Regions from separate parts of the Mus musculus genome. Here region 2 is linked to region 1. A link is a loop called in an ENCODE intact Hi-C map of the cell type or tissue named here. Cell type or tissue: heart. All regions are shown on one strand.

The links. Hi-C counts contacts between places; a loop is a spot of excess contacts. Peaks named below come from ENCODE experiments on the same cell type or tissue, not always from the same donor. Only the 100,000 strongest peaks of a DNase experiment are listed, where the experiment ranks them.
Region 2: a loop joins it to region 1, with 2.8 times the contacts of the local background. A loop is called at or near these places in 15 of 42 quality-filtered maps.

Annotation. Positions count from the first base shown.
Region 1 is chr11:70,512,952-70,520,951 of GRCm38, reverse strand. It overlaps Vmo1 (vitelline membrane outer layer 1 homolog (chicken)), which reads left to right and starts at 6,336. Exons shown (of 3, transcript NM_001013607.1): 1 at 6,336-6,541; 2 at 6,656-6,771; 3 at 7,087-7,436. The coding sequence starts at 6,350. The coding sequence ends at 7,384. It overlaps Gltpd2 (glycolipid transfer protein domain containing 2), which reads right to left and starts at 1,743. Exons shown (of 3, transcript NM_146020.1): 1 at 1,474-1,743; 2 at 1,069-1,235; 3 at 216-981. The coding sequence starts at 1,734. The coding sequence ends at 444. In heart, CTCF peaks have their summits at 734 (motif pointing left) and 4,384 (motif pointing left); DNase peaks (open chromatin) are centred at 501, 6,461 and 7,291; H3K4me3 peaks cover 1,303 bases; H3K27ac peaks cover 1,010 bases; H3K27me3 peaks cover 767 bases.
Region 2 is chr11:70,620,863-70,628,862 of GRCm38, reverse strand. It overlaps Gm12315 (a long non-coding RNA gene), which reads left to right. Exons shown (of 3, transcript XR_001780246.2): 2 at 4,539-4,687; 3 at 5,313-5,833. Among named protein-coding and RNA genes, the nearest start is that of Chrne, 5.7 kb to the right of the region's middle. In heart, CTCF peaks have their summits at 3,187 (motif pointing right) and 5,596 (motif pointing right); no DNase peak of the experiment used is centred here.

The DNA.
Region 1 (8,000 bases):
AAGTAGCACTCAGGCGGGACATGCTGCGTTGGCTGTGTGGAGGGCAGATCTGGACTGAGACTTGGTAAGCGCTGGCAACTGAAGCCATGGAGCAGCTGAAATGAGCTCAGGGGAATATGAGTCCTTCAGATGCAAAGAGCAGGGATAACAGGTCTTCCCACACCCTCCCCCAGCCCTTAAGCTAGCTCTCCAGTTATCATACATAACGCCGGATGTCGACAGCTACTAAAGCATTCTTTATTCTTCATTGCTTCTTCCAGCTTCCAGAGGCTGAAGATGAGAGGATCTCACACATCACTGAGACTGCCCTGCTGGGGGTGGGCCTTAACTGTGGTGACTTCACTAAAGAGGACCGCTAGCTACTCTCAGGCCGCCGGTAACCCTGAGTATGTACATCCCTTCCCAGAAATGCCTTTCTGGTCGGTCTCTTGATGCCGCGGCCATCAAGCCAGCTGGAGCAGGCCGTGGCCGGCCAGCAGGCCCTGGGTACGATTGTACACATCCTCCAGGACGCCGGCGGCCCGGGCCAGAGCAACCCGCGCGTCCGCCTCTCCTGTTCCGGGACACGCCAGCTGGAGCAGGCGACCGCGACTCGGGAGGGCCAAGATCGCCAGGCGAGCGGCCTGACGGATAAGCCATGGATGGTGCGGGGCCAGGGCGGTGCTGTAGGCTTCCCCGCACTGCGTGCCCGCATCTGGACCTCCAAGCGTCCCTGTCGCCACCCTGTGGAGGCAGAGCTGGGACCAGCGCAGCGCGCGATGCAACAAAAGTAGCGTTCGAGAGCCCGAGGACCCGGCTGAATGCCCAGGTTCGGTTCCCGGGCGCTGTAGCAATCCTGCTCCCCGCTCCCATGTGATCATAGTCATCAGCGATGTGTAGTGTGAAGCATTGGGGCCGTGCACACGAGCCTCGAGGTCGGTCACCTTGTTGAAGGCCTCGCTGGTGGCAAAGGCGAAGACAGTGCCAAGGGGAGTTAGGAACCTGTTTGGTGGTGGAAGTGGGGAGATGACTTGCGAAACCACAGAATCATTTGGAGGAAGATGGGCTTGGGGAAGGGAGACCACTCACCTAAGTAGTTCTCTCCATCCTGCCAGATACTGAGACAACGCCACATCCCCTTCAGGGCTCATACAGGCCAGGAAGGGGCTCACCATGCGACCCAGCGCCCCATGAGGCCCTAGACAGGGAAGCTCTTCCTTCTCTGGGACCACTAGGGGTCTGGCCGCTGGGCCAGTCTGGGAGATAGATATAAGAGATACATGAAAAGTTCCTAGCCTGCTAGGCCTACTTAGCCACTGTTGGGCCCTGAAGAATGTCCCTCAGGTTTAGCTGGGGTTCCTCCTGGTTATTCTTGACATCTGAAGGGGGGAGGGAACAGAGAGGGAGGAGCCTCCTTTCATTCGATTCTCAGTCTGGTTCCCCTGTTTCTTTGTTGCAGAGTCCCCAGACTCTGGCCTTAAAACTCAAACATACCTGGGAAGGTAGCGGTCTCTCTGGATTGCAGGACTGCACCCCTGCCGGGAAACTAAGCAGGGAGCCGAGGACTGGAGAAGGAGAAGGGAGTTTGAGTCCCCGCAGGCCGGACTGCTGGGTTCTCTGAGCTGGTAAGGGGAAGGGCCACTCATAGAAGAACCATATACTGATGTAAAGAAGTAACAGCGTTAAGATAGCGAAGGGAATTGCATGGCGGAACCAGCGTCCCAGGGCTGGGGACAGTGAGACCCCCATGACCATCGCTGGTGCACCTCACCTAGCTAGTTGGTGGCCTTTCCCTTCCCGTGGTGTCCAGAGGTGCAGAGAGTTAATAATTAATCTATTAAGGACCCCTCCCTTGTGTCCTTTGCCCTAGAGGTCAGATCCTAGGGTGAGAGACATAATGACGATTTGGGGGACATAATATGTGACCTGTCTCTGCATTGCCTTTACCTGTGGGGCTAGCTTGTCGTAAGAGGCAGCGTCTTGTGGGTTCTCCTTAAATCTGGACACGAATCCACTGTAAGCTGCAGATAATGGGCCTTTGTAAATCTCATGTGAGGATCAATTGATAACGCATGTGAAAGCATTCCAAGTGGAAAGCTGACCACAGTTGCCCAATACGTCTTACTTGTTAAGGCTCGAGGATGGGGCTTTAGGCTCTCTCTCTCTCTTTTTTTTTTTTTTACATTCTTGCCGAGAGGTCTGGAAACCTTGGGAATAAAAATTTCAATTCCCCAGGAAGCTTACTGGGCTTCTCTGAAGGAGCCACTGACAAAGAACCTTTAGCCAATGATGGCCTGAGTTAGGGAGGATAAGGCTGTAGCTGAGTCTGCTTGTGAGACTCCTGGCTGAAGAAGATAACAAAGCCAGAACTGAGCTGGCTTCCAAAAATCTTCAGGGTCTCACCAATTATAATAGAACTAACCTAGCACCTAATGAAAATGGTACTAATGTTACTGCTTTGACCCTTACCAATCATATTAGAGGTTACCTAGTCCTTCTGGGAAATTCCCCTAGACCTGCCTAAAAGGATGTCTTGCAAGCCCCTCAAGTCATTGCCATTTTGTTGTGACCCCTGCATGCTGGTAATTTCTGCAGAATAGACGCTCTTTGCCTTTGCACACTATTTGAGTCTGGGGCCTTCCATCAGTGATTCTTGGACATTATAATTTAATTTTTTGAGCTTCACTTTAGCGTTTCATTCATTAAATCAGTCATTACTTTCCTATGGCAGGCCCTACACTAGACCCCCAGAATACAAAAGTATTTTCATAGCTGGGCACAGTAGCTCAGGTCTTCATGTAACCTTAGGTATTTGGGAGGCTGAGATAGGAATATCAAAAGTTCAAGGCCAGCCTGGATAACTTATCTAGACTCTGTCTTAACATGCTTTATAAAAAGGGACACTCCAACTCTAGTGATAATGTTTAGGCCCAGCATCTGACATACCATTGTAGGTTTCCCTGTAATACAGACTCTAACAAGAAATGGCTATCCAGAACCCCTGTTAATCTTTATTCCAAGAAACTTAGAAAAGCACCCAAATCCACACATGGTGCGTGCCCAGGCAGACTTTGAGGAGTTTGTGCTCTGAGAACTAAAGTCCTAGGGAACCTGCCTAAAACAACAACAACAATGGGTGACCCCACCTGTGCTAAATATGCCCATGACAGGATCTGGCATTCTTTCCTTATTGAGGAGCAGAAAACCAGTGTGTAAGTGTTGACAGCACAAATACAGAGTCAGAAAACGAAGTAAACATTAAGCTTTTTAAAATAATAAAAATCAAATCAAGCCTTGTTCTGTGAACAACATTAAAAATCGTTTAAAAAATTTTTTTTAAAGTATAAAATGGGTTAGGGATATAGTTCAGTGGTAGTGTCTTCCTGGAATGTGCAAGACTCTAGGTGCAGTCCCCAGTACTGTGTGTGTGTGTGTGTGTCTGTGTGTCTGTGTGTCTGTGTGTCTGTGTGTGCACAGCTCAAGCTTCACTGGGGAGAGAGGAGAACCTTCTGGCTTCCTCACTGGAATGTGAGCTTTGGTGACAACAGGCACTCTGTACGTTGAAGACTGGATCCATGGCTTTCTGACTTTTTAAGGGGGCCAGGGAAGCACCTCTAGTGCTGGGTTGTAGACATCATCGACCCCCCCCCTTTCCCTTCCCCTTTTTATTTTTTATTTATTTTTTATTTTTTTTTTTAAAGATTTATTTATTTATTATATGTAAGTACACTGTAGCTGTCTTCAGACACTCCAGAAGAGGGCGTCAGATCTTGTTACAGATGGTTGTGAGCCACCATGTGGTTGCTGGGATTTGAACTCTGGACCTTCGGAAGAGCAGTCGGGTGCTCTTACCCACTGAGCCATCTCACCAGCCCCCCCCCCCCCTTTTTTATTTTTGAGACAGGATTTAAACTGTTCAGGTTGATTCGTTTTATTAATTTATTAATTTACTTGTTTGAGACAGTCTCTTTACATAGGCCTGGTTCATTTTATTTATTTACTTACTTGTTTGTTGAGACATATCCCCAACTATCCTGAAACTCACCACATAGATCTGGCTGGTCTCAGACTCACAGAGATCTGCCTACCTCTGCCTCCTGAGTGCTGGGATTAAAAGGCGTGCATTATCATGCCCTATATCCCAGGCTGGTTTTGAACTTTCTATCCTCCGACTCAGCTATTTGAGCCACTGTGATCACATATGGACTTGAGCCGCTAGGCCTGGCCAAGCACCTTACTTTTCTTGGTCATTTTCAGAAATTTAGAATATTTCTTAAATCAAATTGCCTTACAATAAATATGTGTTAAAAAACAGAGGAATGTGTCTGAGGTCAGCAGATCAGGGCTGGTGCCCCCTAACAAATCCAGCCAAGTTTTGTTTTCTTGTTTTGTGAATTAGGGGTCCATCTGCTGGTCATAGAAGGAAAGGCATTCTGGGAAAAGATTCTAGACCGTTAAGCAAGGCAAGATAAAGGGGATGTAGCACCAGAACTCAGGAGGCCAAGACAGAAGGGTCAAGGGTTCTAGGTCAGCCTTGGCTACATAGTGAATGGTGTTTCATCGTATCTTAAAGAATACAAGAAGCAGAGGAAGAGTAGCCTTATTTGTTCTTAGTTATCTCAGTCCCTGTCCATAAGGTCTTGGCGGTTAAGAGCATGGACTGCTCTTCCGAAGATCCTCAGTTCAAATCCCAGCATCCACATGGTGGCTCACAACCATCCGCAATGAGATCTAACGCCCTCTTTTGGTGCATCTGAAGACACAGCTACAGTGTACTTAGATATAATAATAAATAAATCTTTAAAAAGAAAAAGTGCCATAAGATATGGCTGCAGGCAAGCCTGCATTTTCTTAGTTAGCGATTGATGGGGGAGAGCCCAGTCTGTTGTGGGTGGTCCTGGGCTCTATAAAAAAGCAGGCTGAATAAGCCATGAGGAGCAAGCCAGTAAGCAGCACCCCTCCATGGCCTTTCATCAGCTTTTGCCTCCAGGTTCCTGCCATGCTAGAGTTCCTACAGTGGGAATGTAAGCCAAATAAACCCTTTCTTCCCCAGCTTGCTTTTGGTCATGGTGTTTCACTGTGGCAATAGAAACCCTAAGTAAGACTGCTAACGCCAGGCAGTGGTGTCTCATGCCTTTAATCCCAGCACTTAAGGAGGCAGAGGCAGGCAGATTTCTGAGTTCGAGGCCAGCCTGATCTACAGAGTAAGTTCCAGGACAGCCAGGGCTATACAGTGTCCCGACCCGAGGGACAGTCGAACAGGCACTTGAGAGGCACCTGGAAGAGAATGGGGGGACAAAGAGATACAAAGAACAAGACAAGCTGACAAATTTTTATTTTTCCCACACAGGTTATATACTCATAGGAGCAGGAAGGGGGTGAAGTGGGGTCGCTTTGTCTCTGAGTAGTGCACCTATTCCCAGGAACAGGATGTTGACTGGGTAAACAGTTCAGCAAGAAGATCAGAACAGAATGGGTTAATAGGCACCTATCCACAAGATTTATAGCTCTTTGTTTTCCACTGACTTCAGGATCTATGTCTATTTGTACTCAGCTGGGCTAGTACTTTCCCACAGAGGCCAAGACTTTGTGCCGGCAAGCACTTATGGCTGACAAGGCAGTTAACATTCAAACAGGGTCGCTCCCAACAATACAGAGAAACTCTATCTTGATAAAACAAAACAAAACAAAACAAAACGACTGCCACATACAGTATTTCAGGACAACCTGGGTTCCAGAGGAAGATCCTGTCTCTCTGGGTGTATCTGGTGTCCAAGATTCTCAAAGAATCAGAGCCACAGCCTTAAGAAGACCTTTTCCCAGCCCTTATCCTTCCCAGCCGTGATCTATGTTAACAGTATTCTTTTCTACATCCTGTAGGGTTGTCTCTCATCCTCACACTGTCTCCTGCCTAATCCTATCCCTGGCAAATTTTCCTAGAATCACTGCAGTCTCCAGCCTTGGCTTCCATTGCCAGTGCTGGGATTTCCCTCAGTTTACTGGGGTAGGGGTGGGGGTGGCAAGTTACTTACAGCTCTCTCATCTACTAACTAGGAAATATAATTTCTATCTTCTACAATCATTGCGGTGATTACATGAAATATACCTGGAGCTAGTGTTAAGTATTCAGTAGGCCCTAATTTAAACTCAGTGGCTTCTACTGCCCTCCCTTCCCTAACTCCTGGGGGCCGCAAATCTTCAGGGTTCCTGGACTGGAGCAGATTAGTTTTGAATGTCACTTAATCCTGGTCATTCTTCCGCAATCTGAGCCATGAAAGGACAGGGCTGGTAGAGAGCTGCAACCTGAATCTTGATAGGGCCAGGACTGATATAAATCCATCTAAGTGACCAGATTCATAGGTCATGCAGGATGGAGTTGCAGGCTGGAGCCAGGCTGTTACTGCTGCTGGGGGTGATGTGCTATGGACATGCACAGATTCAAGTTCACGTAGAACCACGCTATGCATCGATCGTTGACGTGACCAACGGTGGTACCTGGGGTGATTGGGCCTGGCCTGAGATGTGTCCTGATGGATACTTTGCCAGTGGGTTCTCTGTCAAGGTGAAGGTTCAGACCTGGGTCTTAGAAAGGGCAAAGATGTGCCAGATTGCAGAGCTGAACGTGAGAAGGAGAATCCTCTCAGTGGACCTCACTTCTGCTTCCCTCCTGACCTAGGTGGAGCCCCCTCAAGGCATTCCTGGAGATGACACAGCTCTGAATGGGATCCGGCTACACTGCACTCGAGGGAACTCACAGAAAAACACCCACGTCGTGGAGTCCCAGTCCGGAAGGTGAGATTAGGGACCAAAGACCCAACGGGGTAGAAAGCATTTATCTAGTGTTTGTAAAGCTCTGGGTTCACTCCTGAATGGGAAGGACACTCTCCTAGGACAAAGGTATACATACCCCTTCCCTTCTGTTAGTGCCCTTCCCTGAGATAAACTCCACTAAGGTTATAGAGGTGTGGGGTGGAAGTCCACCCGTGTACTCAGGGAAACACAGGAGATTAGATCTAGCCCATCCTTTATTGGCAGTGCTGGGTTTGGAAGTCCCCAGGGTGGGTAGGACGTGCTTGAAGAACCATTACAACTCTCCTTCTCTTGCAGCTGGGGTTCATGGAGTGAGCCTCTGTGGTGTCCTGGCACTAGCTTCTTAGTGGCTTTCTGCCTCCGGGTGGAGCCATTTACATTCCCAGGGGACAACACTGGAGTGAACAACGTGCGCTTCCGTTGCTCAGACGGCGTGGAGCTGGAGGGGCCTGGGCTGAACTGGGGAGACTACGGAGAGTGGAGCAACTCATGTCCCAAAGGTGTCTGTGGCTTGCAGACCAAAATCCAGAAGCCAAGAGGCCTCCGAGATGACACTGCACTTAATGACATCAGAATATTCTGCTGTGCCAGCTGATGCGGTCGCTCTGCCAGTACTGTCTTTTACCATTAAAGCTTCTTGGCCTTGGCGTTGCTGTCCCCTTGATTAAGAGACAATAAGCTGCCTGCCTCCTTGCCTCTGCTTTCTTGACCCAGCATGGCTCAAGGCCGGATTCAGGGGTTGTAGGTCACATAGTTTAGAACAAAGAACTTGAACACATGAATTTTCGGGCCTTGACTCTCTGAGGACATCTGCAGATAATATGTCCCCTTTAAGAGCCCAACTTGTCTCCCTTCCGTACCATCAGTGACTTCAGATTAAGGAGTGGGGGTGGAAGTTTTGTCCACTCCTGACCCCTGTACTCAGAGAGACTGGATGAGTAGATCGAATCTACTGGTAAAACCTGGTTTGGAAGTCCCCAGGTTTGAGTCGGTCAGATGGGGTGTGCATCTGGTTTGGAAGTCCCCAGGTGGGTGGGAGGTGCTCACAGAGCCAGTATAACTAATTACACGGCAATGCAAAAGGCTTTACATTTTTATTTTTAGAGCTTTGAAACTAAAGAATCTTCTCCCATAGTTTCCACTACCCGTCTTCTCGCCACCTCACCTTGCAAGTTTCAAGTGGTGGCTTTCCTAAATAGAAATTGTCATCT
Region 2 (8,000 bases), 110 kb before region 1:
GAGTGTCTGAAGACAGCTACAGTGTACTTACATATAATAAATAAATAAATCTTTAAAAAAAATCCTCAAATCCCACCCCACCTCGCCCCCCACTCCCACTCCCCTCTGACTGAGGACCAGGCTGTAACTCTCAGCTACTGTTCCAACACCATGTCTGCTGCTAGGATAATGGACTAAACATCTGGAATTAGCAATGCTTCTGAGAAGACCAGACATCATCCTTGGACTTGCTGCCCAAGGATTTCACAGAGTCAAGATTTCCCAATAAGATTTACATGCAGCTAATTAAAGATAAGAAAGCAGAGTCACAGTGTTCAGCTGCCGGGAGAAGCCAGAGGAATCCAGTTCTGGGGTCATCTGGTGGTCTAAGAGCCCTGTAGCCATCATTGTGGGTTTCCAAGTTGTGTGGGCCTCCTGTTATCACAAAGGCCTCTAAAGATCCTCATTAAATCTAGGCCTACTTCACCATTAAAAAAAAGCAGACATGTTTTAATGTCTTCTTTGTTTTTATTTTATTTTTTTTAAGATTTACTTATTTATTATATGTAAGTACACTGTGGCTGTCTTCAGACGCACCAGAAGAGGGCGTCAGATCTCATTATGGATGGTTGTGAGCCACCATTTGGTAGCTGGGATTTGAACTCAGGACCTTTGGAAGAGCAGTCAGTGCTCTTACCCGCTGAGCCATCTCACCAGCCCAAAGCTTTTCTTCAAATTTCACAGCTTTTTTTTTTTTTTTTTTTTTTTTTTGCTTTTTCGAGACAGGGTTTCTCTGTATAGCCTTGGCTGTCCTGGACACCAGGCTGGCCTCGAACTCAGAAATCCGCCTGCCTCTGCCTTCCAAGTGCTGGGATTAAAGGCATGTGCTATCACTGCCCGTGTTTTTATTTTTATTTTTAAAGATTTATTTATTTATTTTATGTAAGTACACTGTAGCTGTCTTCAGACACACCAGAAGAGGGCGTCAGATCTTGTTACGGATGGTTGTGAGCCACCATGTGGTTATTGGGACTTGAACACTGGACCTTTGGAAGAGCAGTCGGGTACTCTTACCACACTGAGCCATCTCACCAGCCCTTATTTTTTTCTAAACAGCTCCCCTCTTCCTTTTTTTCCCTTTCAGTTTTTCTGTCTCTCTGTCTCTGTGACTCTGTCACTGTCTCTGTCCCCAACCCCTCTCATTTCTCTCACTACATAGCCCTCTATATGGCCTGTAGCTGTCTTCAGACACTCCAGAAGAGGGAGTCAGATCTTGTTACAGATGGTTGTGAGCCACCATGTGGTTGCTGGGATTTGAACTCTGGACCTTCGGAAGAGCAGTTGGGTGCTCTTACCCACTGAGCCATCTCACCAGCCCCAGGCTGACTTCTAACTCACAGAGATCTTCCTGTCTTCCTGTCTTCCTGTCTCTGCCTCCTAAGTGCTGGGATTAAAGGCCATGCTTGTAGTTTTTGTTGTTGTTGTTGTTGTTCTGGGTTTTGTTTTGTTGGCGCAGCAACTAAAATCCTAATCTTGTAAGCCTATTAAATCTAAATCCTCAGGTGTCAAATCCTGATGGATCTACCATTGAAACTGGAAGACACTCGTAGCTACACCTTGTCCTCACACTATCCCCATTTGAAGGGCTTGTTGTTTTAAAGTTAATTTGCTGAGTGTGTGTGTGTGTGTGTGTGTGTGTGTGTGTGTGTATAGGTATCTGCATGCCACACTGCGTGTGTGGAGTCAGAGGACAACTCTGGGAGTTGCTTTTCATCTTTCACCTTGCTGAGTCTCTCGTTTCTGTTGCTCTACTGGTTCCAAAGGTCAAACTCTGGTCTTCAGGCTTGTGCATCGAATGCCTGTCTGACCCATCTATGGCCTTATTTGTTTTGTAAGACAGTCTCAGTCTTGCCTCTAGGCTGACCTTGAACACACTAGTCTCAAGGTCATAGGGCTGGATCTTCCTGCGCCAGTCTCCTGAATTGGATTACAGGTATTATGACTGGTTTCAATGTCAGCTTGCCACAAATGAGAATCACCTGAGTAGAAAGCTTCACCTGAAGATCTGTCCTGACTGCCTTGACTAGAGTGGAAGACCTGCCCCGATTGTGAACAGGACCGTCAGGCAGCAGTCCAGATACGGAGGGTATTCAGAAGGACATTCATTCTCTTGCCTAGTGCTTGGTTGGCCTTCCTGCCCGATTCCTGTCTCTGCTTCTGCTGCTCCCTTCCTTGATAGCAGAGTCACCATTCCAAGCCTTCATAGTGGAATAGGGACCAGCAGCTCTCAAAGAGCTTTCAACTTTCCAGCACCGGATTGGGAGCACTGAAGCATCCCATCTTGAGGACTGAGTAACACACACACACACACACACACACACACACACACACACACACACACACACACGACAGGATTTCTTTTTGTAACCCTGGCTGCCTCTGCCTCTGCCCCTCCTCTGCCCCTCTGCCCCTCCACTGCCCCTCTGCCCCTCTGCCCCTCTGCCCCTCTCCTCTGCCTCCTGAGCTTTGGGTTTAAAGGAGTGTACCACCACCACCCTATCCCATGTTTTTTTTTCTATGGCAGTGGTTTTGGTACACTGTTTTAAAAAAAAAATCCCACCCCCAAATCACAAAAGACTCCTATAGTCTCTTCAGTTAGTTCTAGTTTTCTTTGGTACTCTCTAATTCACCTGGGTTTGCTTTTTATCTGGTGTGAAGTGTGGGAGTAGCTTGCTTGCTTTCTCACCATAGATGCCATTGCTCATTGTGTTGATAATGGCCTCTCCCACTGATGTCCAGAGTCCCCTCCTTCTTCCCAGGACCCGGGAACTGGCACTCCTGCTGGTACAGTGTTGCTGCTGTTTTTGTGAGGTGTTCTAATATTGGGTAGGCTGAGTCCCTCCTATGGTCCTTTTCAAAACTGACAAAGCTCTTCATGAACCTTTATGCTGGTATGTATGTATATTTTTAAATGAGTATCAAGTTTCTTTTTAAAAGTATTTATAGATTACCTTAGGGAGAATGGACATATTTATAATATTAAGGTAACTCATTGACATAGGTGCCAATCACTTAATTTATATAGAATCCACTGTAATAATTCTTCCTCCTCCTTCTTGTTCTCCTCTTCCTCCTCTTCTTTGATTGTATTTATTTTATGCTTTAGTGTTTTCTTGAATACACCACGTGCATGCAGTGCCCGCAGAGGCCAGAAGGGGGCATAGGATCCCCTGGAGTCACAGATGATTGTGAAGGACCCAGTGGGGATCCCTGACATTATTAGTGATACTCTGTTAGGCTTGCAGACAGGAACCTAGCATAACTCCTCGGAGAGGCTCTACCCAGCAGTTGACTGAAGCAGATGCAGATATACAGAGCCAAGCATTGGATGGAGGTCGGGGACTTTTATGGAAGAGCTGGGGGAAGGATTGAAGGAACTGAAGGGGATGGCAGCCCAATAGAAACATCAACAGGGTCTACTAACAAGGAGCCCTGGGAGCTCGCAGAGACTGAGCCACCAACCAAAGCACACACACAAGCTGGAACGAGGCCCTCAGCACGTATGTAGTAGATGTGCAGCTCAGTCTCTATGTGGGCCCCCAACAACTGGAGTGGAGGCTGTCCCTAAAGCTGTAGCCTGACTGTAGTATCCATTCACCAACAGGGGTACCTTGTCTGGCCTCGAAGAATGTCAGAGTGGGGGGCTACCTGGGAGGGGGGCACTCCTATGAAGGAGAAGGGGAGGGGGATGGAGGGAGAGACTCTGTGAGGGGGGTCTAGGGAAGGGGTAGCATTTGGGATATAATAAATATTAATTTTTAAAAGGTTAAAATAAATAAATTATAAATTAAAAAAAAAACACTGTAGGAAGCTGCCAGCTTTCCAAAGTGGCTGTCTACTTTACTGTTTTTTGTTGTTTGTTTGTTTGTTTTCGTTGTAGCTGGGTGTTTGTTTGTTTGTTTGTTTTTCGAGACAGGGTTTCTCTGTGTAGCCCTGGAACTCACTTTGTAGACCAGGCTGGCCTTGAACTCAGAAATCTGCCTGCCTCTGCCTCCCAAGTGCTGGGATTAAAACTGTGCACCACCACACCCAGCAGTGGTTGTTTTAAGACAGGGTCTCACTACATAGCTCAGGCTGACCTGGAGCTTGCTAGGTAGAGCAGGCTGTAGAACTCAGAGACACCTTCCCGCCCCCTGCACCTGTCTCTGCTAGGACTAAAGACCCATACCACTTCACCTGGCATCATCTGCTTTCAAATGAGTGGCATAAATATTCAGTATTGATAGTGAGCATATTAAAGCACATTGAGGCCATAGCATCAATTGTTAGCACCATCTGCCTACTGCATCCCTGTGTTATTTGAGTCCTACCTCAAACTGCTTTGGGGACTACGGTTGGTTACTTGGTTTGTTCAACTGAGACAGGGTCTGATGTAGCCACGGTTGGCCTTCAACTCCTGATCCTCCTGCCTACATCTCTCAAGTGCTGGGATTCCAGCGTGCTGGCTAGAATTTCTTAGAAGTTTTTCTAACTCTGAGCCCTTCCCTCCTGCCTTTCAGGTTCCACATGCAGGTTCATCACCTCATTCTCTAAACCCAAGTCATGGTGCCTGGCTTTCCCCATGGATGGATGTGCTGTCCAGGTGCTGTTGATTGACGTGAGGCATCCCTTCACATTACATCATCTTGTGTTTGGCCTTTAACCTGAGGTGAGAAATTGTTTCTGAAATATCCTTCACCCAAGGTGACCAGACTTTTGTGTACTGGGGAAGACCTGGGGACCTTTTTTCTTTGTAAACTTTTTGTTGTATTTGTTATACCTTGTGGGAACTAAAAGGGGGCAGAGAAAGGAGGGGGAGGGAGGATAGCCCACACCCGGCCAGAGTTCCTCCTATGCTCTGGGCAGGAGGATGCAGGAGGTCTGCCAGACACTTTCCACTCGGCCCCGTGTGGGCATGTAAGCTACTGACCCCACTTGATGGGGAGCGGACAAGGGGTAGCCCCCAAAACCAGGGGGTTCCGGGGCGACACCCTGTAGCCCCAAGGTTATGGGAGAGAGGGCTGAGGGAGAGAGGTTTTCACGCAGGCAAGAGTAAGCGCGGATGAACAGACAGGCTATGGTTTTAGAGCTTTATTGTAGAAAGGCAGGGGGAAAGGAGAGGTGGAAGGAGAGAGAGAGAGACCGGCTGTGGCCAAAGGAGACAAAGGGAAAAGGGAGAGAAAGAAGAAAGGCTAGAGTAAGAGGGAGAGACAAGGAAGAACAAGAGGAGCAAGAGAGCGAGGAGGGGCCAAACAGCCCCTCCTAAAGTATGCTGCTATCTTTTCTGTTTCTAGGTAACTGGGGAGGAGTCTAGCCTGAAGGTCGGAAGCTTGGAACTTTGCCTACGTGACTATTAAACCATGCTTCTCTTGTCGGGGCTGAGGGGTTGGTAACTTAGACAGGAGCCACAGTTCCAGGAGACATGAGAGAGAGAACGCCTTCTGTCCCATGTAGGTGAATTATCACTACCAGGTCCCGGGGTTCCACACCTCAGCTCTACTGGAGATCAGACTGTCTGTGTATAGCCCAACGCCCCACAATACCTGTGTGTATATCTGTGCACGGTGTGCATGCCTGGCTCTGAGAGGCCAGAAGAGGGTGCTGGAGCTCCTGGGACTGGAGTTCTAGAAAGTGGAAAACCCTTGTGCTCTGGCCTGGTAACTCCTTGCTTGTACCCAGATCCCCAAAGGAACTTCGGAGTGCTCCTCTCTTGCCTTCTCATCTCATTTTTTGGACATTAAGTATTGCTTTGTAGCCCAGGCTGCTTTTGAATCTCCTCATTTCTCAATGCTGGGATTAAAGGTGGGCTTTAGCCACACTTGGCACTTGTCTATTTTTATTGTTGAAAGGCCTTTTCTCAAAACTGTATCTCGAGTTCTCTGGTATTATTTTTTTTAAAATACTTTTTTGGTTTTAAAGACAGGATTTCTTTCTGTGTATAGCTCTGACTGTCCCGGAACTTCCTTTGTAGACCAGGCTGGCCTCAAACTCACAAAGATCCTCCTGCCTCTGCCTCCTGTGTGCTGGGATTAAAGGTGTGTACCTCCACTGCCACGCTCTGTGATCATCATGGTGAGAAGCAGACAGGTGTATGTGGCACTGGAGCAATGGCTGAGAGCTTTATAGCCTGATCCACTGGCAAGAGGCAAGGGAGGGAGGGAGGGGTGGGGGAGGGACATAGAGAGGGAGGGAGGGACCAGAGAATGCATGAGCCTGGCAAGCTTTTGAAACCTCAAAGTCTGCAGTGATGGCCACACCTCCTCCAGCAAGGCCACACCTTCTTCCTAATAGGTCACCAACCTGAGACTAAGTATGCAAATCTTTAAGCCTGTGAGTGTCATTTCCTTCTGATAATCACACAATCATATCTCTGGACCTGTGGTTGGAGAGAATAATTCTCAGTAAAAAGATGCCAGCAGTTCATTTAGTCTCTTTGCCCAGTAGATAACAATCAAGTATCTGCAGCAGGCCAGACTCTACTAAATTCCTTGGACACAGCCAACCAGCAGGGAAGCACTGTTGGTTAGTGTCTACTGGGTACTCCCTGGCCTGGCTCTGCTAACCCACTTCCCCTGCTGGGAAAGAGAGACTGCTATTTGTGCTATCCACAGAGGGAGCTCTCCTGTGACTAGCTGGGGATGGCACCTTGAGAAGGTCCTGGGTGATCAGAAGCAGCAGCCCTCTGCGCTGGCAGGGCCAGCCGCAGCTGTTCATCAGAGTGGCCGGCCAAAAGGAGTCGGAGGAGGGAGTGGCTTCCTGCTGAGCTGAGATCTTTGTGGCTAGCTTGGAAGTCAGCCTCCAGAGAAACTGGAATTTCTAATATACAAATACAAAACGAAGACTGGCTCACAGGCATGTTTCCGACACCTACAGCTGGTTAGGAGACTTGGAGAGACCCCAGGTTATCCCCATTACCCTTCCTGCTCTGTTCGTGCTCAGGAACGGACTTGGTCAGGAATGAGTGTCTGTACAGGAGCGTGAGGGTCAGAGGACAACTGTAGGAGTTGGTCCACTTGCTCCTTTCTTCATGTGGGTCCAGGGTATCAAACTCAAGTCCTCAGGTTTGCAGGCAGCACCTTTACCCTGAGTCCACCGTTTACACATATACGTTATATACACTGGGCCCCATTTGTGTCTTTTTGGTTTGAGTTTTACTAAGGCTGTCCCTGTGACCATGGGTTTGGAGCCTGGCAAGCTCGTCAGTGGATCAAGTGAGGGCCTTCCTCTTTTTTTCTTTTCCGATTTGTTTTTTTTTTTCCAAGTCAGGGTTTCTCTGTGGAGCCATAACTGTTCTGGACTTTGTTCTGTAGACCAGGATGGTCTCAGACTCACAGAGATCCCTCTGCCTCTACCTCCCGAGTGCTGGGATTAAAGGTGCTTGCTTTCACCACCACCACTCAGCGGAAGCAACTTTTTTTTTAAAAAGATTTTATTTATTTATTTACTTATTTATTATATGTAAGTACACTGTAGCTGTCTTCAGACACACCAGAAGAGGGCATCAGATCTCATTACGGATGGTTGTGAGCCACCATGTGGTTCCTGGGGTTTGAACTCAGGACCTTCAGAAATACAGCGGCTCTTAACCACTGAGCCATAGCTCTAGCACCCAGAAGCAACTACTAACCTGTAAAATCATAGTATCTGGGTTGTAAGTGCCCACTAATGTTTGAACAAATGTCTGCATTTAGCACAGTCCCCTAACTCATTGACTAGATTGAGCGACGCTCAGCATGGTGTTCAAGGTGGTGAGTTCACTTCCATAAATCCTTTCTGGGGTCTGCAGTGGAAAATGAGAAATTAGTAGGTAGCAGGAGAAACAGGCTTCAAATGAGTGTGACAGACAGACAAGGGCCCAGGGCCATGCTGGTCTCAGAGGACTGAGGGACTTTGACAGGTAGGGAAAGAAATGAGCAAATGCTGAACATAACTTTTCTGTGAAATGTAAAATGAGGGCTGGTGAGATGGCTCAGTGGGTAAGA